5 separate regions of the Mus musculus genome follow, and regions 1, 2, 3 and 4 are each linked to region 5. The links are chromatin loops, found by intact Hi-C in ENCODE. Cell type or tissue: left cerebral cortex. All regions are shown on one strand.

Region 1 (5,000 bases), 550 kb after region 5:
CCCTTTATTGGTTCATCACCATCACATCGTCTAATTTTAAACTCCTAAAATTCTAAGTAATTATATTGCTATTTCTTTTTCAAAGGTCCCATCTTGGTCGTAAGACTACTTCGTCACCATTATAAGCATCTTGAAATAGGAGAGGCCAGATAGTTTAAAGGAGTTTTGACCTCTCTCTGTGGTTTTAAAAATAATCTCAAAGTTCCCTCATAACTTACGTGTAATTAAAAAAAACGTAAGAGAAAGCCCGTGGGCTTGTCAGAGAGTGCTGTGGTTTGGAAGAGAAGAAGCACCAACAGAAGAAATGATGCACTGGAGGGTGAGGATGCCTAGCTTCAAACTTTTCGTTTATACAGGGACATTTGACACAATGAAACACTCCTAAGGCCAGTCTCCTTGGTACTTCCTGTGGCGGTAAATGAGGTCATTTGATTGGTCAGATTGGAACATTGGAAGGTGTCATCTTCAAGTCCGTCACGCCCCTTCCTTTCCTCTAGGGCGGGAGCTACACAGGAAGTGCCTCTTTCACTGCGGGGTTATTGACAGGTACTGGATTCGCCTCGGCGCCATCTCTTTTTAGCTTTTGCCTGTGTCGTTGCTGGTAAGTACAGAGTTTCAGGGTTCAGTTTTTTATCAGTAGTTTGTAGAGATCATCTTTCATTGTTAATTACTGGCTGTACAACTAGTTCTGAGGGCTTTCTTAGTTAACTGCTTGTCGCCCCCACGCCACCCCCAGGGAAAAGGGACCATTTCGGTTGGATTTCCCCTCACAGCCTGATATCTTAGGATGTAGAGTGAATGTGGAAGGAAAATTCTGTTTCAAAATGAATCCTGGCATGATATCCACTTTCTTTTTGTTTGTGGAGACGGCCTGCTTGTTCGGTTCATTGGTAGCCCAGGTTAGCTTCGACCTCAAAGCATAGCTTCTGAGCCCTGTGGTCCTGGCCAGCTCAGCCGCAGTCACAAGCAGGAGGAAGTGAGTAAGGTTCCCGACTAGGGATTGTTTTCCTCACTGAGTGATTCGTCCACTGAAACATGGCAGTTTTTACAGAAGCTTACATTGGCTTCTATAGAGTCAGGTTTGGGCACCTTAGTCTATAAAAAAAGACTCGTGATCTTTGTAGCAAGGCAGCAAATGCAGTCTACTCAGGAGTGGGAGACTCCTAAACTTTTTTCCACTGATGGGCCTGGCCTGGAAATCTGTAGACATTATTTTTTTTTTAAGTAACTTTGTATGAGACAAAGATGGGATGAAGATGATAGATTATTTTCTTCTATGGAAGCAATTTATAATTCAAATTATTTTCTTTTGCTTTTTCTACATCAGGAGAAGTATCTTCCTGAACTGTTTAGTGTCAGTCCTAAGTAGGTGACATAAAAAGTAGACTCTGCTTTACTTTTTCATCATTTTATTATTCAATCAAGAGAGAGAATTACACAAAGACAAGTCTTGGACATATAGGACTTGTATATAGGTTTTAAAGTTGCTCCAAGCTCTTAATCTTCAGTTGGCTTTGCATTTGATAATTCTGCTCACTCTTGACAGTAATTCTGACTATTGAAATCCAAACTTACTTGACCACAGGAGCTACATAAAGATACCAAATTAGGAAGCTGGAATTATGAAGTCAGTTTTATAAGGAATGAGGACCATTCATGCTACTACTCAAATTTTCATAAGATTTTGGTATACTAAAAATAGCTTAAACTTTGTGCTTCAGTATTAGTTTACAGCAATGGAAGAACATAAACAGTATGGATGTGAGCCGGTGGAAAACTTCTTCAGGAAGATAATAAAGTTTTACTAGAGATGACCTAGAAATGAGATTTAATGTAGATGCCTTTAAGAGGGAAACAGATTCAAGAGAGACCCAGAGGAATGCAGCAGAGTGTTAGGGAGAGGTGCTGCTCAGTCGAGTCTTGGTTGAAACAGAAGACTGATCCAAAATCAGCATGTGTTGGGGGTATTTATGTTAAATAAATTTCAGAGAACCATCTAAGGGAATGAAAAAAAAATGATTTCATATATTTCATGACCATTTTACTACAGAAGTAAATATGGTAAAGGCTGGGAAACTTGAAAGAGGTCCATGAGATTATGATTTTATATATATATATATATAGGTGCAGGGGAGTAATAAAATATTAGAAATGAAAGCAAAATTGGGATATTGAAGGTAAATAAAGGATACAGAGGTGGGAAGGAGCAGGAGGAGGACAGAGTCGGACACATGAACCAAAACTAAGTTTGTATTAAAATGCCATAAGGAATTCTGATGCTTTGTAAGCTAATAGAACACTAAAAGTATAAAAGGAAAATCTTAGCAGATCTGTGAGTATATTAATTATTCATGATTTTTCAAGGTATATAGCTACTATGGAGTTTGCATGTAAATGTATTTTGTGTTTTAAATAAATGTTTTCATAATAGTTAACATATGATAAGCTATATATATATTTTTCACTTAAAAACATTTTAAATTATGCTCCCATACTTCATATCTCAACCTCATTTTCCTCTCCCTCCACTCTTCCCAGCCATCCCACCATCCTTCACTTCTCCCCAAGATTCAATACTTTATGCAGGTCAGAAAAATAAAGAAAGAAAAGAAAAAGAGAAAGAGCAGGTCTCTGAGGGATATCAACCTAACATGGCTTAGTGCGTTACAATAAGACTAGGCGCAAACCTAACATGGCTTAGCGCATTACAATAAGACTAGGCACAAACCCTTATATCAAGGTAACCAAGTAGGAGGAAAGGGTCCCAAGAGCAGGCTAAAGAGTCAGAGATACCCGTTATTCCTAGTGTTAGGAGAACCAAAAGAACACCAAGCTACACAAACATAATGTATATGCAGAGGACTTGGTACAGATCTATGTAGGCTGCATGGTTATCACTTCAGTTTCTGTGAGCCCCTATGAACTCTGCTTAGTTAGCTCTGTGGGGTTGTGTTTTCCTGGTGTCTGTAAACCCTCTGGCTCCTACAATCATTCCTTCCCCTCTTCTATGGGGTTCCTTTGGCTCCACCTAGTGTTTGGTTGTGCATCTACTCACATCAGTTGTTGGATGAAGCCTCTAATGACAATTGGGCTAGGCACTGATCTATGAGTATAGTAAAATACCATTAGGAAATTAGGAATTCTTTCTTTTTCTTTCTTTCTTTCTTTCTTTCTTTCTTTCTTTCTTTCTTTCTTTCTTTCTTTCTTTCTTTTTTTTTTTGGCAGTAATGTTGACTCTATCCTGGGTCTCTGGATGTTCAGCCTCTGGTTCCTGGCTTTCCAGGCAGTTTCAGGCCTGGGCTCCCTCTTATGGTGTGGGTCTCTAGCTGGACCAGTAATTGATTGGCCAGTTCCACAAGTTCTCAGCCATCATTAATTATCCTAACACATCTTGCAAATAGGACAGATTGTAACAGCTCAAAGGTTTTGCGATAAACTGTATTATAAGAGGCCAGGATGTAGTATAAGTTAAATGTTGAATGGGGTAGTCATCTAGCACGAAGAAAAGTTCTTTCTTGAAATTATTAATTCCACAGAGGTGTATGTGCATGGGAGGCTAGGGGTGTGGTATTTGAACAGTAAGTACTTGTGGTAAACCCTAAATGAAGCCATCTTTATTAGTAGTGGTTAGAGCAAACTAGACATTAACAATATAGATGGGAGTACCTTACCGAAAAGATGTAGTTAAGAAAGTAAAAAGCACAGAAGACAGATATTTATTTGCAACAATGTGGCATTAATTTGTTGTGTAATAGAGAAGAAGAAAATAAGTTAAGCAGTTGAAAAGTGCAGAAATGCAGAGGGAACCCTGGGCCTCGGGTTTGTTAGACCAGGGCCCTGCTTTGAGTACTACATTCATAGTCCTCAACTCTTTAAAAATCCTTAATTAAAAAAGGTAAGAAGTGTAGATGAAAGCTAGAATGAAATGAAAATTAGAGACATAGTCCTGGCTTGTACAGGAAAAAAAAATGTAGTGGTAAAGAATGGTGTTCGGGGTGTGAACAATTGATGGTGCCCGAAGGAACACATGAAGAGAAATGAATTCTCATTGGACACCTAGGGGAACCTGCTTCAGAAACATCAGTTGCAGCTCCAGTCCAGGAATCTATTCAGAGTGGTTTTGTAGCAGAAACTAAGGCCTTCCCTAAGAGCAAGAATTCACCAGTGTAGGGACTCTCTAGTTAGAAGAAAGATATTTGGTTGAACGTGCCTGTCTACTAGAGAGAGACTGTTTTATAAAAGAAACATCCTTCCATTGGCACCCAAAGAATGCCAGAAACTAGGAAGAAATGAAGAAAATTTAAAAATGAATTTCAAGAACAAAAATGTACTTTAACCCAAATCTGGTGATTTGATGATCTTTTAAACTTTATTGAAAGACAGGCATATAAATCAGATTTCATCCATACTGCCCACAGCACCTTGAACCACTTTCCTCTTAAATATCATGAACATATAGCAGAAAAATTAACGCATTGATAGGAGTACCCTAGATGGTATGATGCACATATAAACTGACCTGCATCCAGTTGAAGCTCAGAACAAAAGTACTTTTATGTCCTTTTTCTGTAGTCACCATTTATCTTTGGTTTCAATTTTTTTGGCATGCTCTTTTATGTTTGATGGTCTTATATTTATGATCATAGGTGGATAGTTCTATATTTACATATTATTTTGTTGGTCTTTATCTGTGAATCTAAGTGCTTAAAACCCTAAAGTGGTTTAAAAATGTATACCTTTGTAAATCTTCTCTTCAGGTCTCTACCCATCCACATCCTTTGCAGCCTTTGTTTAGTAACCTCTGCCTCCCCCCATTTTTTTTTAAAGAAAACTTATAACAATTAAATGCCTAACACTGTCCTATATACACTGTTTGGTCAGTGTTAACTCATTACGATATATTGTGTCAACCATCTGCAGTAAGATTTCTTAGTTAGGGTTTCAATTGCTGTAAAAAGACACCATGACCAAGACCACTCTTATAAGGGCAACATTTAATT
Region 2 (5,000 bases), 120 kb after region 5:
ACAACTGGCAACTCAGGAAGACCAGGATGGCAGTCAGAATTTTAACTGCCACTTTGCTTTCCCCCTCACAGGATAAATTTTCTCCCAAGTATATCACATTGTGGTTTTCGGGTCTGGCTGACTCCCAGGTGTGGGAGTGAATCCTATTCACCTTATATTCTGCACAGAAGACGGGTAGGAAATAACCTAGCCAGAGAAATAGTGCCTGACTCTAAGCTTAAGAACGGAGCTGAGTATCCATGGCTCTTGCATCATCCTGCCAAATTCTTATTTAGCATGTTCATTGAAACATGAATAAATATAGCAGCTTAGGATGCCCCAGATGACTAGAAGCTGCCTGGGAGGATTTCACTCTGCAAAGCTTCTGCATAACATGATGGATAGAAATGTTCACGAATACGGCACATAAATAATAGATGTGTTTATAAAAAGGGAAGTTCTTAAGCCTTTTAAAGCCAACACATCATGAGTTCTCTTGATCTTTTTTTCCTTCCCTAGGATTCTGTAGGTAGGTCATCTAAATTCTACATATTCCATTTATGGATAATTACTGAATGAGTTAGAGAGCCTTGCACTAATGATTCATATAATCTTGCTATATGTAGTCATTGTTGGCTACAGCCCTCCTTTTGGTCTCTGTGTATTGCCTATGAGGAGTATCACAAAATTACATTGAGATGTAGTCAGAAGGTAGGAATAAAATTTGCATAGTGAAATATTTGACAGAGGACTATTTATATTAGCAAACCTTAAGAACCAGATTATTATTCTAAAACATATAAATAGTTAAAACTTGAACTATTTGGAAGAATGGATATTATAGAATATGGTAGGACAGTGTTCACTGTGACTGTTATGTTCCCAAATACTGAAAATAGAACACGTAGTTGAATATGCAAGCAACTGGATGTTTGTAGTGGATCAAATTTGTGATCCCTCTTTCTCTGAAATATGCAGCTGTTTAAAGTGAAATATAACAAATACTAATAACAGCGAAAGGAAATCTAAATTTCAAAGTCCTTCCAGTCTTGGAAATTTTACATATCAGGCAAAATAAGTTGTAAAGGTAAAAATTGCAACACAAAAAAATGGGAATAATCAATGAATGGTTTTACATGGCATACTTTAAGGGAAAGTCCTGGATACTCACTGTTTCATAGAGATGCTTACACTTAGAGCTCTAAGTCACGCCAGCCCAACTCTTCATTTTGCCACCACAAGGCTTCTCCTGCTGATTTAGAATCCAATATAAAGTGCAGTGCAGGTGCCAAGAGGATGAGTTGCATCCACAGAGAGTCTGAGTGATTCTGAGTCCTCCCTTTCCCAGGGTTAGGAACAGCACAGCTCCTTCACAGTAAGTGAACAAAGAGGGAGTCCTTGTGATTAGCTCCCATGTAGGCTACAGAATTGAGGAATGTTTCAAAAGTGAAAAAGAACTCCTCCTCTGTAGCTTCCGCTATTACATTTTGGGAAAAAAAGTCTTTGCTATTTAGAATTCCTATAAATAAAAATATTGGGGGGGGGGTGGTGGACTCAAGTTCTAGCCCCTCACTGACACCTGAGATCACAGAGCAGTCTCAAGTTTGCTTGGTATATTTCATTCTTTTCAATGTCTCCACCATGCCCTTCCCCTTACTGCTTCTGTCCCTTCTTGCAACTCCATGGAGACTATGTCTTAGAAAGAAGATATGGAATTGTCTATCCTCAAGTGGAGTTCTCAAAGATGTCTTTCACCATAAAGGCTGATGTGGTGGTCCCCTGGACTCTATCGATTCTACCATTTGAAGCACTTGGAACTAAACGTGCCTCCTGGGCAGAGGTCGACTAAACCGGGGAAGAGAGGCTCCACGTTGGATTGGCAGCCAATAGGCCTGATCAGAACCTCGCTCTTGGAGAAACAGGAATGCCAAATGAGGTAGGTTAATTGCACCAGCGTACTCATTAAAGTATGATTTGGTTCTTTGTAGACCCACGCTTGGAAACATGACCACCATATGATGATCTCCCATATTTGATGACATTCATCCATAATCTATGCTTACCCATGTAGTCTGACTTAAGAAATATGTTAGTTAAAAATTAAAATAGAGATACAGTATGTACATTACATAGGAATACAGATAGATATATGCTCATATATGTTTATTTCTTAATTTTCTCTATATTGTTTATCAGAAAAGGTGTTGAGGCAGGAAAAAATTATAAGATAATTGCATTTTCTCTTTTCAACTTAACTGCCTTTAAAGAGCAAGTAAAAAGAAACCCCCAAGTTTTATATATATACAAGGTCCTGCATAGGAGTGAGTTCTCATTCCTGTGTCAAGGCATGGGGGCGGGGGAGCTAATGAGTGTACAAACTGAAAAAACTTTAACCTTCTGAAACCAAGCATAGTTTATTGTGGGCTGAATCACCTTCAATTTTGTTCTGAGCTATAGGATAAACAGACCTTTCGATGTTCTTACTGAGTAGAAAGAGACCAAGATTCTGGTCAGCTATAGTTACCTTGGACTACCCAGGTGAAGCGGGTTAGTGCCTTTAACAATCTCTCGCCTATACTGAAAGGTTATTTTTGAAGACAAGGGGACTGAATGTTCCGTGTTCCCACCGTTGTCATGGAAACCTTTCAGCTAGCTGAATAGGTTAGCAGGATTTTATGTTCCCCATTTTGACAAATACAAGAAGACATGATCCCAGCTTTGCATCACTAATCAGGCGCTTCTGTTTTCCAGGCTTATGGCTCTTGATTAGTCATATTTTCTTAATGTTTTGTTGTTTTATTTATTTATTTTTTGCCACCCCCACTCCCTAACATAAATCAACAGGCAAGTTGTCTTTCAGAAATCATTTCCACTTTAAAAGCAGAGCCAAAATCGTGACTGGGCTGACCTTGTTGTGTGGGGACTCATACTGCTCACAGCTCTGAAAGGCTCCTGTAGATTAATTTAGGCTCCTGCTGAAGCTCTTCTGATTTCTACTGATTTTCAGTGGTTTCCTGGAGGTAAACTCACTTGCTAATAGGCAGGAATTATTCCTCATTTTAGCAACAACAGACAGCCAACACGGGCTTCTAAAGCACAGGTGAGATTCAGGAAAAAGGCATCCAAGGTTGAAACCAAAACAAGCTTGGTGCATGCGTGAATTCAGATCTAGCAAATAATGACTTTCCCATCTTATTTGAATCTAATCACCTTCCACATTTTTTCATTAATTTATTTAGTCAGTTTATATCCCAATCACACCTGCCTTCCTCTCATCCTAGTCTCGCCCTTACAAATTCCTCCCCCCCTGCCCTTATCTTTTCCTCCCCTCCTTAGAAAAGGGGAAGACTCCCTTGGGCACCACCCAGCTCTGGGATATCTAGTCGAAGCAGGACTAAGTGCATCCTCTTCCACAGAGGTCCAACTGGGCAATCCAGTGATGGCAGGCAACAGAATCATTGACAGCCTCTGCTCCAACTATTAGAGGACCCACGTGAAGACCAAGCTGCGTATCTGCTACAAATGTGTAGGGGATTTAGGTCCAGCCCCCGTGAGAGAACAAACTCCTAACAGTAGTAATGATACTCTTCTGTGCTTGCAGACAGGAGTCTACCATAACTGTCTCGTGAGAGGCTTCATCCAGCAGTGGATGGAAACAGATGGGGAGACCCACAGCCAAACATCAGGTGGAGCTCCAGGAGTCTTGTAGAAGAGTGGAGGATAGAATTGAGGGACCAGAGGGGTCAAGGACAGGAGACCTATAGAGTCAATAAAATGGGCCATGGGGGGCTCGCAGAGACTGAACCACCTCCATATTTTTTTCACAGGATATCAGTGGTTTAAGGGCAAGGGCAAGATGGAAAGGCAGTAACTGCACTGTGGACATAGGGATGAGCATTTTGGGTGGACTAGCTGAGGCTGGTCTTTGTTGGGTCCTCTACAAAGGACCTTTGTTGGGAGTCTGGTTGTAAAAGTCTGGGAAAGGAAGAGACAAGGCTGATGGGTAGTGTGTTGTGAAATGACAGCGTAGTAAAGTCGCAAAAACAGTGGGCTCTCTGTCTGCATGACTTGGGAAACTGCTCTTGTACTGAACTTCCATTACAAGAGGAACAGAAATACTGGTCCCATTTTCTTGTGCAGAGGGGGTAGAGTTAAATCCTGTACCTTGATCATCAGCTCCCATCTATGAAGTATGTGCCATAGGCATATTTAACAGGACAAAGCCTCTGGGGAGATGGAAAAATACAGAAAACGATAACAAGGCACAAAAGAACATGGGGAAGGAGGTGAGCCTGGGCACGGGCACTGTCGTTTTTAGTTGTATCCATCCTGGACACTGCCAGCATGACCATCTCAGTCCCACACTTCACCAGACCCTCTCTGTCTGCATGCGACTAATTGAAATGATTTTTTTTTTGCAGAATTAATTTAACGAAAAGTGATTTCTGTTATTCGATTATGTTCCAGTGCAGTCTTGCTTTCCGTTAAATGCTCCATCGTCTGTTCTGCCCCAATGTAATCAAGCTTGCCTAAGAAACATCGACTTAATAGAGAAGTGCATCATGGAAACCTCTTTCTTAATGGGGCATAAAGCCTTGGTGATTCAGGGGCTTCAACTTTCCCATAGCAGTTATATGCCACTGGGAATTAGTGCATTGAAATTCACTAAATTCTGTGTACTCTTCCTGCAAGCAGATAGTAACAACTTGATTGCTACAAAAGGATGAGAAATAAACCAACTGGAGTGTCATTGAGTAGGCCTCGAATGATTTCGATGATTTGGGAAGCCATCAAAATAAAAGGTGGCACACGTCTAAACCTCTAAAAGTGCCTGGCAGACAAGAAGGCAGGCATGAAAATGAAACAGCTTGGATCCTTCTAACTGTCTTGAAGGTGATTGGGCAACAGTAAGCAGTCATTTACATAATATAAATGGTATCTCTTCAAAAATTAATGAATCCCCTGTGTGTTATGAAATTTACCTGGTAGAAAAATTTTCTCCTCCTTCCAAGTGATGATGA
Region 3 (5,000 bases), 390 kb after region 5:
CCTTAAATCTAATGTTTGTTTAAAAGTAGTCCTGGTATGATATTAGCCTTCAAATGGGCAATAAACAGATTTTGAAACATATCTTACTTAGACTAGTGCAAATAGGACCAAAATTAACAGAGCCCTAGTTCTCTAACCCTTTAATGCATAATTATATGCCATGTTCTCAGCCATAGAATGGGTTATAACAATAATGACCAAAAATGTGAACATTAATTAGCAATGTTGTAGTAATGGATTTAACTTACATTTCATTGACTACTAGTTGTGTTATTTTATTGTTAATTCTTATTTTGTTTTCAATCTGTAGAAAATTTTCTGTCATATAATATCATGCAAATTAGTGTCCATCAAGGTACAGAAGCATGCTTAATAACAAGCTAAACATCCTATTTCCCACAGACCTTCAGTTCTACTTATAGTGCCCCAAGCATGTTGCAGCTAATTCTCTTCTTAGTAAGTGGTTAGGGCAGCACTAACTATCCCCGCTGTGTGCATACATTCTCTCAACTCTTAAAACAAATACTTTCGGAACTTTCATTTTCCTGGGTTATTTCCGGTGTATTTATTTCCACACTTTGTCATAGATGAGCCACTAAGTTAAGCCCGAGTCTTGTCAGTAGCTGTCATTAAAAGGAAAAGAATACCCAGAGCAAGGGTTCTAACTTTCCAGCTTTCAGTTGTCACTATCTGCCTCTGTTGCTGATGTCACAGTGAAACACAATGAGTATTTAGGTAAAGGGCATTATCAAAGGCTCATTTATGAGTGACTATTGAAAAACAAGCACACCTGTCATGGAGTAGTGAGCAAACAGACTATTGCTCAGTCATTAGGAGAAGTTGTTCTATGCCACCACATTTACATGCATCCTTTCTCAGCTTGTCTATGAATCCACTTCAGTGACAAGGCAGAGCTTCTTGTTGTGTAGTTTATATAATCAGTATATAACACAATGTACTTTATAATATAGTTAAAAGAATGCTAAAAGTATGTATATAGATTGTGTGTAAAGGTCTCTGTGTGTGCTGCACACACACATGTGCATGCATGCATGTCTGAATTTGGAGTTGGGAGTCTACCTCAGGGCCTTTCAGTTCTGGAAATCTAATTTACCCTAACACAGTGACATAGACCATGTACAGAGGCACAATTTACCTTCTGGGATCTCTGAATCTTCTATATTATAAATGATCTATGGAGATATTTACACAATGCCCTATAAATGACTGAACAGGGAAATGTTATCATTATGTATCTGCACTGGCACTGATTGTTAAGCGAGTACATTGTGCAATGTATCTGGTTGCATTTGCAGTCATGGGCCACAGTTGTTCTGTATGTGGATCTAACCGTGCTCTTCTGAATGTTTGTGAATAGTTGCTTTGTGGTAATAGCATGCATGTAAACAGTATCAGTCTCTTAAACGTCTTTGTTTATTAAAAAAAAAATCTACTTTCTAAATCAAATTTTAAAAATGGATTTCTTTTTCAGTGTAGTAGTAGAAAAACACTTGAAAATATTATCTGAAACAATCCAAGACATTATAAAATAGCATTTTAGCCAAACCATTTAAGACAGCGAGTTTCAACTCTGCCAACCCCAACCACACATTTTATCCATATACCACCCGTTGAATGATCTATAAATGTATGTATTGCTTCCTGGCCTAATCTAAAAGATGAAAAAGGAAAATTCTTAAACCTTAGCATATTACAATAAAAATGCCCCACTAGGAATGGGAGGAAGAACAATAAGTGTTACAGAGAGAATATCCGAAAGGATCCCAGTCTAAGTTACTCAGCGTATCTAAATCTCTGGTGCTGGAATTAGTTCCCTTTTGGGAGTGGATAAAAATGACCTTTTGTTCCTGTTGATCTTGCTGTTCCCTGGGTGGTGGGTTCTAGAAAAGCAACAGGCAATTCCTTCCCTGGGAACTCTCACAATTAGAAAAGGGCTTCTCAGGGTGAATGGAAACAACCAACAACACAAGAGGCTGCTCTGACTTGAATCCCTTTTACCACAGCCCCAGAGAAAAGAAGTGCTATGAAGACGGGGGGGGGGGGGGGGGGGGGAGGAAAAGAGGGAGGGAGGGAGGAAGGGAGGGAAGGAGGAAGGGAAGAAGGGAGAGAAGGATGGTAAAGTGTAGATCCCTTAAAATTAATGACTAAAATAAACCAGCCCTCCCCCACCTCAGTCCTATTAATCATCAGATCTCTATTTTTTCTGCCCAGATTTCTAGACGAAAGCCAAGTCATATGACTCGCCGATTCTCCTCCAACTTAAAACTTTCAAGCTGCAGGAAGACAAACACATGAACCCTTGCATGGGTCCAGAATGCCTAGAAGCAAGCTTGGGCACTTCTGCTGTTAGCAATCCTGAACTGTTCATCTCAGCCTGTTGCTCTTGCCACACACTGCGCTGGATTCTGTGGTAGGGAGGGGACACTCGCGAGCCCAGCCAGCCTGGTGGCTGAGATGGGTGGGTTGGGGCTTTCAGGCTGCTCAGCTGTGGAGATTTTGGGGCTCTTGTCTGGCCACAGCTGGCTGCGAACCCCTGGTCCGGGGGAACCCACTGTACACCACTTGGCCGCCGGCAGATGGTGCCCTGCACAGCCCGACAGTCGGGGAGACCCGGCTAAAGTAAGGCTCAGACTCCGCCCCAGCCAATCCACCGGCGCAACAGTCCCCCTTCCTTCCCAAAATAGTGCGGAGTACGTCTCCTTCGGAGCACTGCGGTAGCCTGTGTGTGTGTCGAAAATACAAACTGTGGGGCGACCGACAGTGTGTGTACTGGAGTGGGGCGTACGCGCGGAGTGGGGACCCTGGGGACCAGGGCCGAGGTGACCACCAATGAAAAGCAGAGGACGGGGAACTGGTTCATTTCTCATCTGCGTAAGCTCGGCCGGCCGCCGAGCCCTTGGGGAGGCCACTCACCATATTCACTTCCGAGACCATGTCTATGCTGGCGACATCGATCCGCATCCCGACGTCCACCGGGGGCCCTGCCAGGGAGGTGGACCACAGCAAAGACAGTCTTTGAGTGGCAGGGAGCTGAGGGGACATTGGGGGCTTCCCAGATCTTATTACAGACTAAGCAGGCTCCCTCCCTACCCCTTTCCTGTTGTAGGGGACAGCGGGAGAAAACAGGTGTGGGCACACGCGTGATGCAGTGACAGTGCAGAGGGTGTGTCGGCTTGAAGAGAGGGACAGCTCAGCCTGAGGATACGTCCACCTGAGATTGGGGATAGTGCGTGGTGTGTGTGTGTGTGTGTGTGTGTGTGTGTGTGTGTGTGTGTGTGTGTGCGCGCAGGGCGTAGTATTGCACGTTTACAGGAACGGTAAAATGGGGAAGGAGGCATTATATCTGACAGAAAAGGTGAACTAGGGATGGGTAACAGGTTGAAAAAAAAAATGAAGAAGCATTACCTCCAAAGTCCGGCCGCAAGCGAATGTCATATCCTTTGAGCAGTCGGTCCACTGTCTCTTTCACGTATGACATGTTGCTGGGTTCATTGGAGCTGAAGGGAAGAAGTAGGGACCGTATTCAGAAAGATCACAAACTGAAAACAGACATAAAAAAAGATCCAGGCACACCTACCCCCAAATAACAAGATACATGATCCAGCAGGCACGGGAAAATAAAAAATAAAAGAAGAAGAAGAAAATCACCAAGGAAAAAAAAAGAGAGAGAGATTGAAGCAGGCAGCTCACCTGTGTGCACAACAAACCATAGCAACCATCACGGGAAAAGAGAGAAGCCCCAAACTCTCTCGATTTTGTACTGTCCACATTCCTAACTCTGATGAAAGAATTGTCTTTTCTGCGAAGATTCAAGGAATGCAACTTAGTCGGCGGCTGGGCAGTAATTCCCGAATGGACCTGCGCATGCGCAGAGGGTACTCACTACCAAAAGACACCTTGTGCCTTGCAAACAATATTCCTAGTGGAACAGGCAACAGATTTCAATCCCTTTAAAGTTCCTGTCTGAGGTGCTCCGCGTTCTCTGGGTAGTCGAATACAACCTGCTGTCTCTATGCAAAGGAGCCAACGTGCCTGTGTGTGTGTGTGTGTGCCCAGTTTTCCTGAGCTGTGGTTTGCTGTGTTCCTTTCCCTCCTGTCCTAAGCTTGAATTTTTTTCTTTTTCCTTTTCTTTTCCTTCTTTCTTTTCTTTTCCTTCTTTTTTTTTTCTTTTTTAAAACAGGGCTTTCAATGATCTGGCTAAGGCTGTCTGGCATCTTTTGTTGACAGTTATAGAGGTCCTAGAACAAGAAGTCTGGAGATGGTTCTCTGGTTGTCTGTAGAAAAGATGGGGAGGGTGCTGGGGAGGGGAGTGGGCAGAGACTGCCCGGCCGGCCGGCCCGGAAAAGGAGTTTGGGGGTGGGGAGGAGGAAACACAGGGAGGGTTTGGGAGTCTTGTCCTCTCTTCGGAGGTTATGAAGACAGCTGCTTGCTTGTGGAATTGGAGGGGGGGGGGGGGGAGGAGAGAACTGACTAACTTTTAAATGTATGCTTTTCCTTTAGCTCCCATCTCCATCAGTCCACTTGGAATGGGAAGTGAAGAGAAGAAGAATGAAGCAACCCTGGCAATCAATCTTTTTTTCCAGGACCTTTGCTGGTAAATCTTGTAGGTTTTAGTCGCCCAAGCTTTTTGCTTATAACTGTCAGTGTGCTAGCTCCTGTTCTTAATCCCTAAATTGAACACTGAACATCCTCAGTCTAATATGCCTTATGCAGCCCGGGAAAAGCCAATCTTCTTTCAAATAAAGGGAAGTTAGGAAATGCAATTCAGTACATATCACTAAAAAACATGTTAGGTGGTTGGAGATTCTGGGATGGATTCATGCCCTTTGTTAAATAGCATATATCAAGTCTTCATTTGATACTAGGTATTCTGAAACTTAGAGTAAACTTTTCACAAACCCCTTACAAAGATAAGCAAAAAGAAATCACTTCTTCCTGATATTGTCTGTGTAAACTGAAGAATTATTACCAAACCAAGA
Region 4 (5,000 bases), 440 kb after region 5:
AGTGCATAGTAGGGAGACACACATTCAAGGCGCATTTGTTCTCAAACCATAGTTCCTTTGCATATGCGGCGGTATCTATATGGCAAGCTTGCTGCTAGGCGCTGAAACCTGCAAGAACTCAACCTCAGTCCAGTTTAGCAGTCCTGCTCATCAGGGAGAAGTGACTGCGTAAGACTGCTTGGCTTGGTTCACTCTTCTGAAAGCAAAGTACTGCTCTTCCTTCTGTAAATAAGTTAGACCAGAGGACCCCAGACTTAAAACAGCCCAAAGTCCGAACTGATAGGAATGGTAACAAAGACAACCATTATTAGTGTGCTTCTTTAATTTCAACTAGATTGGCACTTTGTATACATCACTCTTAACTCTCATGGCAACTCCAAGGAAAAGCTGTTGCTGTCCCCATTTGACAGGTTTGGTAACTTGAGTTTATGGACTTGAACCCCGGGTGGAATTTTGTACTTACAGGACAAAGCTAGTGGATTGACAAAGTAGTAGACTGAGTTTAAAGCATGGTGGCAGGGGGCTCACTGCCTCCAGCTGAGCCAAGGGGGGAGGGTGAGCTTAAAGCATGGGGGCAGGGCTCTCTGCCTTCAGCTGAGGCAGTGGGGGAGGGAGAGAGTGGGAGAGCAGATAAAATAGGATCCTGGAGTGGGGGAACACATGGGATCTGAGATAGAAGGAGTGTGGACTGAGAGAGAAAGAATCATGGGGTTAAGTAGACTTGGATAGACTGGGGTGAGGACTAGGCAGAGGAGGACACTAAAGGAGATGATTTGCATGGGGCACATAGCACATCAGTGCTGAGATCTGGTCTCCAGCATTTCAATCCGTTTCTTTGCTTTTTTTTTTTGGGGGGGGGGGTGTAACTCTATAAAGTAGTGAGGTGATTCCTTTGGTGTCTGCATTGCCAGTGATAAAGATGGATGGGAAAGATGGAAGTTTCTCCCTGTCTTCTTCCCTGTTGTTTCTCCAGGTATAGGTTGCCCACACTACCTTTGCCTTCATGCAAATCTGAAGAGAGACTTCATTAGAGAAGTGAATCAGTTGTCAAAATGTGAGCTTTCCTAAGTGACTAGGAAATTATCATTTTAGATCAAAAATAGTTTTGTGGAGAATGTTCTAGATCACGTGATTACCACTTGACTCTGTAGAATGTCAATAGAAGAGGCTCTGTCTTCCCAGAAGGGTTTTTAAACTCACATTTTAAATACAAAAGTAGGAAAATATAGCTCATATGTACCTTAAATATTCATAAATGAAAGCACATTTTATAGCTGGTTCTATATGACTTTATTAGTAAGTGTTGAAAGTAAAAATATGTTCTCTTGGCTGTAAGACAACTTATTAAAAAAAAAGAAGAAGAAAGGAATCTGCTATATAGAAGCATTTTTACCATGTGCTCTCTCCCATAACACCGGGAAGACCATAAGAGAGTTAGGTTCCGTCAACTATAACGTGGCTAAGTGTCTCAAGTTGATTATCAGTCATCTTACTTGACATTGTTGAGTGATCTGCCTCATTCACCTGACCATTGCTATAAACCATCACGGGTCAGGGTTGCAGTTATCTTACTTTGAGTGTTAGCAGATGATAAATTACTAACGAAGTTACCATAAAAATTACAGCCTAATAGCATTGAAAATGTAAATGAGGAAAATACCTAATTAAAAAAAAATAAAAAACAAAACAAAACAAAAAATAACAAACAAAAAAATTTGCAGTCTAAGGGATATTTTCACCCTGCTCATAGATATCTGTGGTGAGACGATTGGCTCCTCAGAAATGGGCCGTTCTCTGTAAGCAGGTCGTAGTCCAAATATGACAGAAGGATGGTAATGATCACCTGCAGGACATGGATTATCTGTTTACATGGAAGTTCTATTGGGAACTATTGAACATAAAAAGAAACATTCCTGTTACCAGGTAAATTTATAAGCCGCAACTTTCATCCCTTCCATGACTTGACATTTTATACTTTGCCGAAAGTTTGGCATTTAAAAATAAGATGAAAACCATTCAGATTTTGACCACAGCACACTATAAATATGGATTGGCTTCCTGCCTCCTTTAATCCCATTTCTGCTCTTTGTGGGACATTTACCTTTCATCTGTTTATACAACTTAGCCGGGTTCAATTTAAAATAAAGCTGAAAGCAAAGACGTGAATTGCAACGGGATGGTTTGTGACTACACAGTCGGCCAGGCAGAGGTTGAAATAGATTTGGAAACCAAATTATGTATTTTTAACTTGGCAGCACAGCTTGCCGTGGGGAGATAAAGGGAGCTGAAATGGTTCTCTTCTCTTCATCCCTCCAGGAACTCCTCTCTCTCTCATCTCCACATTCTCCCATTGGGGAGGGCAGGGAGGGGAAAGGTGAACAGAGCAGGCCAGTAGAGAGAAGCTGGAATGGACTTCTGAAGGGCAGAAGTCTTTCAGCTTCTGATGAGTCAGTCAGTTAGTTCCTATCATGCTGATGTAGCTTGTTCCTGCTTAGAAGTGGCACCCACGTTGAGTTTGTCACAGAGGAACTAGAAAGTCGTTCTTTCTGTCTCTTGTCCACTTTGAACACAGTTGTATGGCTTCATAAAACTAGGTAGCTGACCACAGGAAGATAGTTTAGGAATCCTGCCTTTCCTTATTTTCTACATATCTGAGGCATACATACAGTCTTGGGGGCATATAATCTCAAACAATTAATACGATAAATATAGGTGGTTGCTTTAGATCATCTTCCTTAACCTTACTGATATGGAAATAGAAGACTTCCATTAATTTCACAAGGTTGCTCATTAGTGTAGTAGGACTTCATATTACTGGAATGTACCATGGTCTTAAATAATAAGATTGCTTCAGAAACACAGAGATGCACAAGGTAGGCATTATTCCTCTGCTAGAGAAGAGGTTGAGAGAATTCCTACTGAATGTCCACAATAACTAAGGCTAAAAATTGACAAAGTCACAGTTCACATCACATCTTCCAATCTTTAGTTAAGACACCTGATGGTTATGTCCATTTTTGGAGGCATCCTCACATAGTACTGTGTACCAAGAGTCAGTTATCCTGAACATAACTCTTATTATTTAGTTAAGGATAAATAAGCAATTATAACACCCCAAAAGAGAAAAATAATAGTATTTAAAATGGAGGAGAAAACATGGAAACTTGTATTCATTTGAGTGAACTTGGTCTATTTCTCTGACACAAACCTAATTGTTCTTAGGAAGTTTTCAGATGATCTGTGTCTCAGTCTGAAAGTTCCTGTGTCATGTGCTAGCTTTATTAATTGACTGTCAAACCACGATTAATAATCATACATCGAATGAATATTTTAAGTAGAGGAACAGAAAGTGAAAGCGACATTCCCTGAGTCACCAATTGATTCATTTGTTATACCAGTGTGCAGATACAGTGTTACGTAGAAGGAGTAATATGGAAGTCTTAAGACAGTATTTGGTATCAAAACTGCCTGTCATGGACTTTACCTCTAAGCAATAAAAAGAGATAAAAGTAGCCAAAATCAAACAAGTAAATGATAATATAGTGGGACAACTTAGTAACATCAAAATAGAAAGTGTGAAAGGAATCTAGTCTACATAGAAATGATGGCTAAACAAATCTTTCAAGTTAATAACAGAGGGTGCCAGGAGGGAAAGAGAAAAGTTATTGTTGGGCAAATAAACAACCAATAAAACCAAGCCAACTCAACAAGCAGACCAACAAAACAAATAAAATATGAATAAGTGGATAATAGATTGGTGTGATTATGAGAATCAAAGGTTTCTGGTGCCCTTCTTGTTCTAAAGTAGGGCCAGGATTATTACGGTACTAGGTGAGAACTGTAAGCAGAAGCCAGGTCATAAAAGGTCTGTAGGGGATTCTATAAAGTATTTTGGATGATTCTCTTAGCAAACTTGGGCGCCCCTGGAGTTTGTTAGGTAAGGCATTAACTTTCTGTGAAAGGACTGGTCTAAGTGCTGAGTAAAAAAAGGTTTAGAAGCAGAGAAAACCACGTGACACGTGTGTGTTTCAGTGTTGTATTGTTATTGTTGTTGTTCCTCTTCATTATGTAGATGGTCACATGAAATGACGTAGATGTAGAGAGGATAGACATAAATGGACAAAGATGAGGTATTTTAGGGATTTTAATTCAACAAAATGATGATATATTTAATATGAATGATCAAGGGAAGTAAAAATAGCTCCATGATTTCTATTCTGAGAAACTGAACAAGTGTGGTGTTTAAAGTTATAGGGGACTGTCCAAGTTTCCTCCCAAGCTCACTTGCTAGTAGAAGAGACAGGAAATTAAAACACAAAACAAGTGAACTATGTAGTGTGACTGGTGTCAGTGAACGTAGAGGATGGGTGTGAAGGTGGTTTTAATTCCACTGTTAGGAAGGCTTTGTTGATAAAGTGGGACCTGGACACTGATCACAGAGGGATGAGAACATAAGGGCGCATTTGGAGTGAGGTCTTCTGGTGAGCAAGAGCTCTAGGGACAATCCTGCAAAGCCTGGAAGTCAGGGCTGGTGCAGTGCAGATGAAAGTGTTGTGGAAGAAAGAAGAGGCTCTACAAAGCTCTGTAGGCAGGCATGTAGACTTTGCTTTTATTTTGAGTCACACTAGATATGATTGGGGGGAAGTATATCAGGGCACATCCTGTATTGGCGAGTTTTGAAAAGGCTCATTAGGGATGTTGTGTTAAGAACAAAAAGAAGCAGGGTTGGTTGGGATCTTTTCACAATTGCTCAGTCATGAGATGCTTAACACTTGGACCAAACAAGTGACAAAGTAATCTGCTGATATCTAAGACTTGGTTGTTTTCTGCTTGTGTTTTGTCTTTTAAGATGAAGGATGGCAGTTATAATGCAGGGTCTGTGAGAAATGAAAGAAATGAGATTGAGTAAAGTTTTGGTTTAAGTATCTAAAGGAATACCATTATCAGCATTATTAGTAGAAGCCCTTTAGATGTGTGGATACATGATTTGCATGTGCATG
Region 5 (5,000 bases):
AAATCAGTAATGGTAAAAAGTCTGTAGTGTGTTGTTAAAAGAAATAAAAAGTTGCCTGTGTATATACTTGCATACCAGGCTTGGGGACCCTCACTATGAGTTGTCAGGCAGACTTACTTATTTTTGTCTTGTTGTGATAAAATGCCTTGACAAAAGCGACTTAGTAGCTTAGATATAGACAATCATAGTGAGGAAGGGAGGGCAGCAGGAGCAGGAAGCTGGCTGGTCACATTTCATTGGCAGGTCACAAGCAGAGACAGGACAGGAAGCAGAGCCAGGGAATAAATGTCAAAATCCATCCACACACCCACCTCGTAAAGGATCCATAACCTTCCCCAAAAGGATCAAGGATACAGAGCAACTTTCCCCCTACATTATCAATGATTAGAATATAGAGCATTTCTCAACAGGATAAGATTTCAGATTTTTTAAAACTAAAATATAGTATTAAAAACAACAGCAACAACAAAGTAAGCCATTTATCAGACTTTTCAATATTCAGAATTAGAGAGATAATAATCAGGTTTCCCAAAGGAGCTGATTTCAAGTGGCAAGATAATGAAGTTCCCTCTGCTTTAAGCTTCTCACAGAAGAAACCTGAATTTTCAGTGTAAGCCACTCTTTTTCTCTCTTCTGCTCTCCCTGCCTCACAGGGAAAGGAACCTTGAAATGAACCATGCTCTTTTGTTCTTCTTTATGTTTGCTCCAAGACATTGGCAGACCAACTTTTCAAAGACACAAGACCATAGAGGATGATTCACACGCAAACCACAGTGGCCAGAAGTCCCCAGAGACCTCTCAAATGGCATAGATTATTGCCATTGATTTTGGTAACCTCTTAGAACTGTATGGTAAGATGTTATTGCCGAAGACACCACACACTTTGAATGTAGGACGTAGAGAAAATATGGTGTAACTGAACTGCCTTTTTCCTCCCTGGTAAATAGCATTCACAATGGTAGAAATTGCTATGTAGTAACCTGGAAGAGAAAAGTCATCGATCTTCTTGGAGACCTTGGATTCTAGAACACCAACTTTCCAGACAAGATAGGCTCATGGTTCAATAGTAGACTGACTACTATGAGAGTACCCAAGTGCATTCTCATGGGCTCTGAAGTCACCTCCACAATAGCGAGTTAAAGCATAGTACTGAGGTCCACAGCTGTGCAATCTTAGGCCCTACATCTACTGCTTCTGTTTGATAATTGAATTGAAACTGTCTCCTGAGTATTTATGTCTAGATCGATAGACAGATGCTTCCTCAACCTTGGTCATGGTTGCTTCTATTTGGAAGGAGTAGCTGCTAATGCAGAGACTCATGGTTGGCCACGTACCATAAATGTCTATTGTGTACTCTTCCTTCAAATGGACATTCTTTTCCACAGCCCAGGGAACACCAGCAAAGAGGGGGTGGGGAGAATGAAGTAGGATTCAGATGGAGAAAAGGGCCATGTCACACTGTTTTCTGAGAATGACATGGCTGTCACACTTATGAACTCACAACAGATATAGTTCTTTGCACGGACCACACAATACTAGGCCTTCCCACATGTAGTAATGAATGCCAGTAAGTACTCATGGGGCCAGGCCCCTCCTTGGGGGAGGAGTTGGCAGTTGATGGCTGCTGGAGGTGAGGAGAGAATCAGTTGTCTTCACTGATGTAGGTACTGATGAGTTGCGGATAGTCCAATACACAGCTTCATGTCAAAGCCAAAGCCAGTGGCCCTGGTTAAACTCACCAGGCCACAAAGCGATAGCAAAAACAAAAGGAGACTGATATGCTAGTCAGAGGCTGATTAATTCAGAAGAGAGGGTTATTGGTGTGTGTGTGTGGGGGGGGTGTAGGAAGGACACTAGAGAGTATGGGATGCTGTAACTGTAAGGAAAATGTATCATATGTATAAAATTGTCAAAAATAAATGAGAAGCCACGGTAAAGAACCTGTATAGAAATAGTTAAAAGTAGCTTTCCATGGATGTCAAGACGACGGGCAATGGAAACGTATTTGACAACTTTAGTGTGTAAGTATGCCATACCTTTGAAAGGAAACCCCAGTAAATCACTTTTTTTATGTTCCAGAAATCGCCAAAATCTATTTTGAGAAATGGGAAACACAGAAACCCAAAACTACACAGTTAACCTGTAGAGGGCACCCAAGACTTTTTAGACTAGACTGTGCTTTCAGATCTGAAAATTGCACCCTTTCTGTTAGGCATAAGGAAGAGTTCTAGCTTTTTCACAGTGATTTTAAATTTTGGATCATTGATTCTCAGGAGGTTTTATTTTGAAATTAGCTTATATTAAACGATCCTAGAACAATTATGATTAATGTACTTTGCCACGAATTCAGATTTAAAGCCGAGGATCTAATTTAATAATGGAACGTTAGTTGGTGCTTAAAGCAAGCGTGGCAAATGACCTGCTTTGGTGTGCCTGGTGCTTGGCCTGTGACCTTATTATCACTGTCATCTTGAAAATGACCCTGTAGTATCCCAAATGTGTGGACAAAGCAACAAAACTCTATGGCCTGTGTATGATATATGTATGCCATGAATCCATTCTTCATATCTTCATATCTCTCGGTTGAGACTAAGTAAACCATAGAAGTAAGATATGTTAAAACACATGATTGGCTGAAGATAGAGCTCAGTTTCTGACTTTATGAGCCAACCAGAGTCCGACTCACTTTAGGGATAAACTGTTTATTTTTAGTTTCACACTGCTTTTCATTCACCCGCAGGTAACAGTGAATCTACAGCATACAGTTTTTAAACATGATGCTTTTTCCTTCTGTAGAGGTAAGGTGTGTGGTCCCTGCCATGGGTTTTCACAAGCCTATTGCTATTAGAATCTCTTCTAGGTCAGGGTGGACAGTCTTCAAGAGCCAGAAACCGTAAGCTTCTATGGCTCATCGACTACTATGGATTTCCCCCATAATCCCTTGCCGTTTGGAATCCACATGAGTCAAATGCTAGAAATCTAAAGCTATTCTGTGGTTTGTGTCTAGAGCTTGTCTACATTCAATTCCAGGTGCTAGGTCAGTGTTGCAGAGGTTATTATATTAGACATGTTGGTCACATTAATATTTGTGCTTTTAAAATTGCATTGTGTTGGGGCATGCTGAAAAACCCCACTGTCTGACTACTATTATTGGTTTTTCTAGAATTGATTTTTTTCCCCATGTAATTTGGCAGTTACATTGATGGAACGTGTGGCTTGTTGCCATTTTCTTTATGTCAAAGGCTTTCTTTCTGATGAGCATGAAATAGGAAAGCAGGCAAATACAAATGTATTTTTAGAGCTGCCCGGTGCAGAATGGGTTGGGCACAGCAGTCGCAGAAGGGTATTGCTCTGTAGCTATTGTCCGATCTTTGGCCTGGAAAGAAAAGCAATGATGATAATTCTTACTTTTCAGGTGGGGGAAATAAAAGCACAGACATTCATGACCTGATTGGGAAGGCTGAACGCTTCCAAGTTTCTATCCGTGGAAACAGGGCCAATGATCTGTGCTACCTGACTCATAGGGAAGATAAAAAGGTCGTTTGGCAAAGTTACGGCTGCAGAGTGCGTCTTAGAGGCAATCCATCATCCTAGCACTTAGAAGCATCACAAAAAAGCATCAGGAGGAGTTTGGAGCAGTGGCTGTCAGCCTCAGGTGCATCCTAGTGCCTGGGGACACTTAATGTCTAATTTTGGTTGTCACAAACTGGGTTGGGCTGGTTTGGGTATCTAGAGGTCAGAGATGCTGATGAACAGGGCAACAGCTTGCCAAAAAGATTTGTATGTATGTTGAGAAGCCCCTTGCCCATGCCCAGTGGATGCTGTGGTCAGCATCATGGTTTCTGCTGAGATCATTTGTATCAGTGACCAGTTACATACATAGTCATACCTAGGTTTATCCTGAGGGGATAGAATTTATGCATAAAGAAAGCACAAATTGTTTTGCAACCAAATAAAAAATAAACATCCCTCACTATAATCTAATACCTTATCTCTGTTACAATTCATTCCATACAAGATATGGTTGCACATTTTTGGAGTAAGCTTCAGGTGAAAAAGGCAACCGAAAAACTTAAATAACAGGCCCTGGAAACCCTGTACCTTTAGTATTAAAAGTCATTGGTTTGAAGAATTTTTATCACCCCAAATTCTCTAATACATGCAGTAGTTAAAGAGATTTCAGGATGAGAACAAAGATGACAGAGGTAGAGAAATTGGAGAACTATCTTTGCCTTTGTCTTTCATTGGTTGGTTCTGGACTTGTATGTCATGTTGAACACTATGGCTCAGAGATATCCATGAAATATAGCAAACTCACACAATCCCATAGCAAAAAAGCAAGTAACTTCATTAAAGTGAGCAATATGTCTAAATAGATAATTCCTCAAAGCAAAAGACACCGAAAGGCATGATCAACATTAATAATCAGAGAAATGCAAATCAAGCCATAACATGATATTATTTTGCCTTATAAGCATGGTTATTTGTTACCAAGAAAGACAAATGATGGGGGCTGGAGAGATGGCTCAGCAGCACTGACTGCTCTTCCAAAGGTCCTGAGTTCGAATCCCAGCAAACACATGGTGGCTCACAACCATCCATAATGAGATCTAACACCCTTTTCTGGTGTGTCTGAAGACAGCTACAGTGTACTTAATATAATAATAAATAAATCTTTAAAAAAAGAAAGACAAATGATAAATGTGAGTAATGTTGTGGAGAAAAAGGGATCATGGTTAATCCTGGTGGCAATGTTAATTAGTACAGCCATTGTGAAAACAGTATCTAGAGCTCCCAAAATACTATAAATAGGACTTGCATGTAATGCAGCCATAATACCTTGGGGCATGTGTTTAAAGGAAAACAAAATCTCAAAGTGACACCTGTATCCCCTTTACTGTAATAGTTATTCACAATAGTCAAAACATGGAAGCAACTTCAGTGTTTACCAACTGGTGAGGAATATGTAGTATGCATTCAAAAGTAAATACAGTTATAAC

What was found. Peaks named below come from ENCODE experiments on the same cell type or tissue, not always from the same donor. Only the 100,000 strongest peaks of a DNase experiment are listed, where the experiment ranks them.
Region 1: a loop joins it to region 5, with 2.9 times the contacts of the local background. A loop is called at or near these places in 7 of 42 quality-filtered maps.
Region 2: it touches region 5 in a loop (2.2-fold over the local background); 2 of 42 quality-filtered maps call a loop at or near these places.
Region 3: it touches region 5 in a loop (2.8-fold over the local background); 3 of 42 quality-filtered maps call a loop at or near these places.
Region 4: a loop joins it to region 5, with 2.8 times the contacts of the local background. A loop is called at or near these places in 2 of 42 quality-filtered maps.

The regions. Positions count from the first base shown.
Region 1 is chr5:71,543,774-71,548,773 of GRCm38, reverse strand. It overlaps Cox7b2 (cytochrome c oxidase subunit 7B2), which reads left to right and starts at 569. Exons shown (of 3, transcript NM_030052.3): 1 at 569-601. In left cerebral cortex, a CTCF peak has its summit at 3,028 (motif pointing left); a DNase peak (open chromatin) is centred at 3,019.
Region 2 is chr5:71,968,246-71,973,245 of GRCm38, reverse strand. The region is part of intron 4 of Gabrb1 (gamma-aminobutyric acid (GABA) A receptor, subunit beta 1); the gene reads right to left. Among named protein-coding and RNA genes, the nearest start is that of Commd8, 200 kb to the left of the region's middle. In left cerebral cortex, no CTCF peak of the experiment used is centred here; DNase peaks (open chromatin) are centred at 224, 1,264 and 2,688; H3K27ac peaks cover 3,265 bases.
Region 3 is chr5:71,698,807-71,703,806 of GRCm38, reverse strand. Gabrb1 (gamma-aminobutyric acid (GABA) A receptor, subunit beta 1) reads right to left here and starts at 3,875. Exons shown (of 9, transcript NM_008069.5): 1 at 3,712-3,875; 2 at 3,427-3,518; 3 at 2,935-3,002. The coding sequence starts at 3,791. It overlaps Gm38562 (a long non-coding RNA gene), which reads left to right and starts at 2,099. Exons shown (of 4, transcript XR_868471.1): 1 at 2,099-2,136; 2 at 2,233-2,431; 3 at 4,522-4,615. In left cerebral cortex, a CTCF peak has its summit at 2,604 (motif pointing right); DNase peaks (open chromatin) are centred at 2,717, 3,049, 3,442, 3,885 and 1 more place; H3K4me3 peaks cover 2,673 bases; H3K27ac peaks cover 2,261 bases.
Region 4 is chr5:71,651,539-71,656,538 of GRCm38, reverse strand. All of the region lies in intron 2 of Gabra4 (gamma-aminobutyric acid (GABA) A receptor, subunit alpha 4), which reads left to right. Among named protein-coding and RNA genes, the nearest start is that of Gabra4, 4.3 kb to the left of the region's middle. In left cerebral cortex, no CTCF peak of the experiment used is centred here; DNase peaks (open chromatin) are centred at 545 and 2,306; H3K4me3 peaks cover 1,358 bases; H3K27ac peaks cover 574 bases.
Region 5 is chr5:72,091,945-72,096,944 of GRCm38, reverse strand. The region is part of intron 5 of Gabrb1 (gamma-aminobutyric acid (GABA) A receptor, subunit beta 1); the gene reads right to left. Among named protein-coding and RNA genes, the nearest start is that of Commd8, 74 kb to the left of the region's middle. In left cerebral cortex, a CTCF peak has its summit at 2,146 (motif pointing right); DNase peaks (open chromatin) are centred at 2,146, 2,408 and 2,849.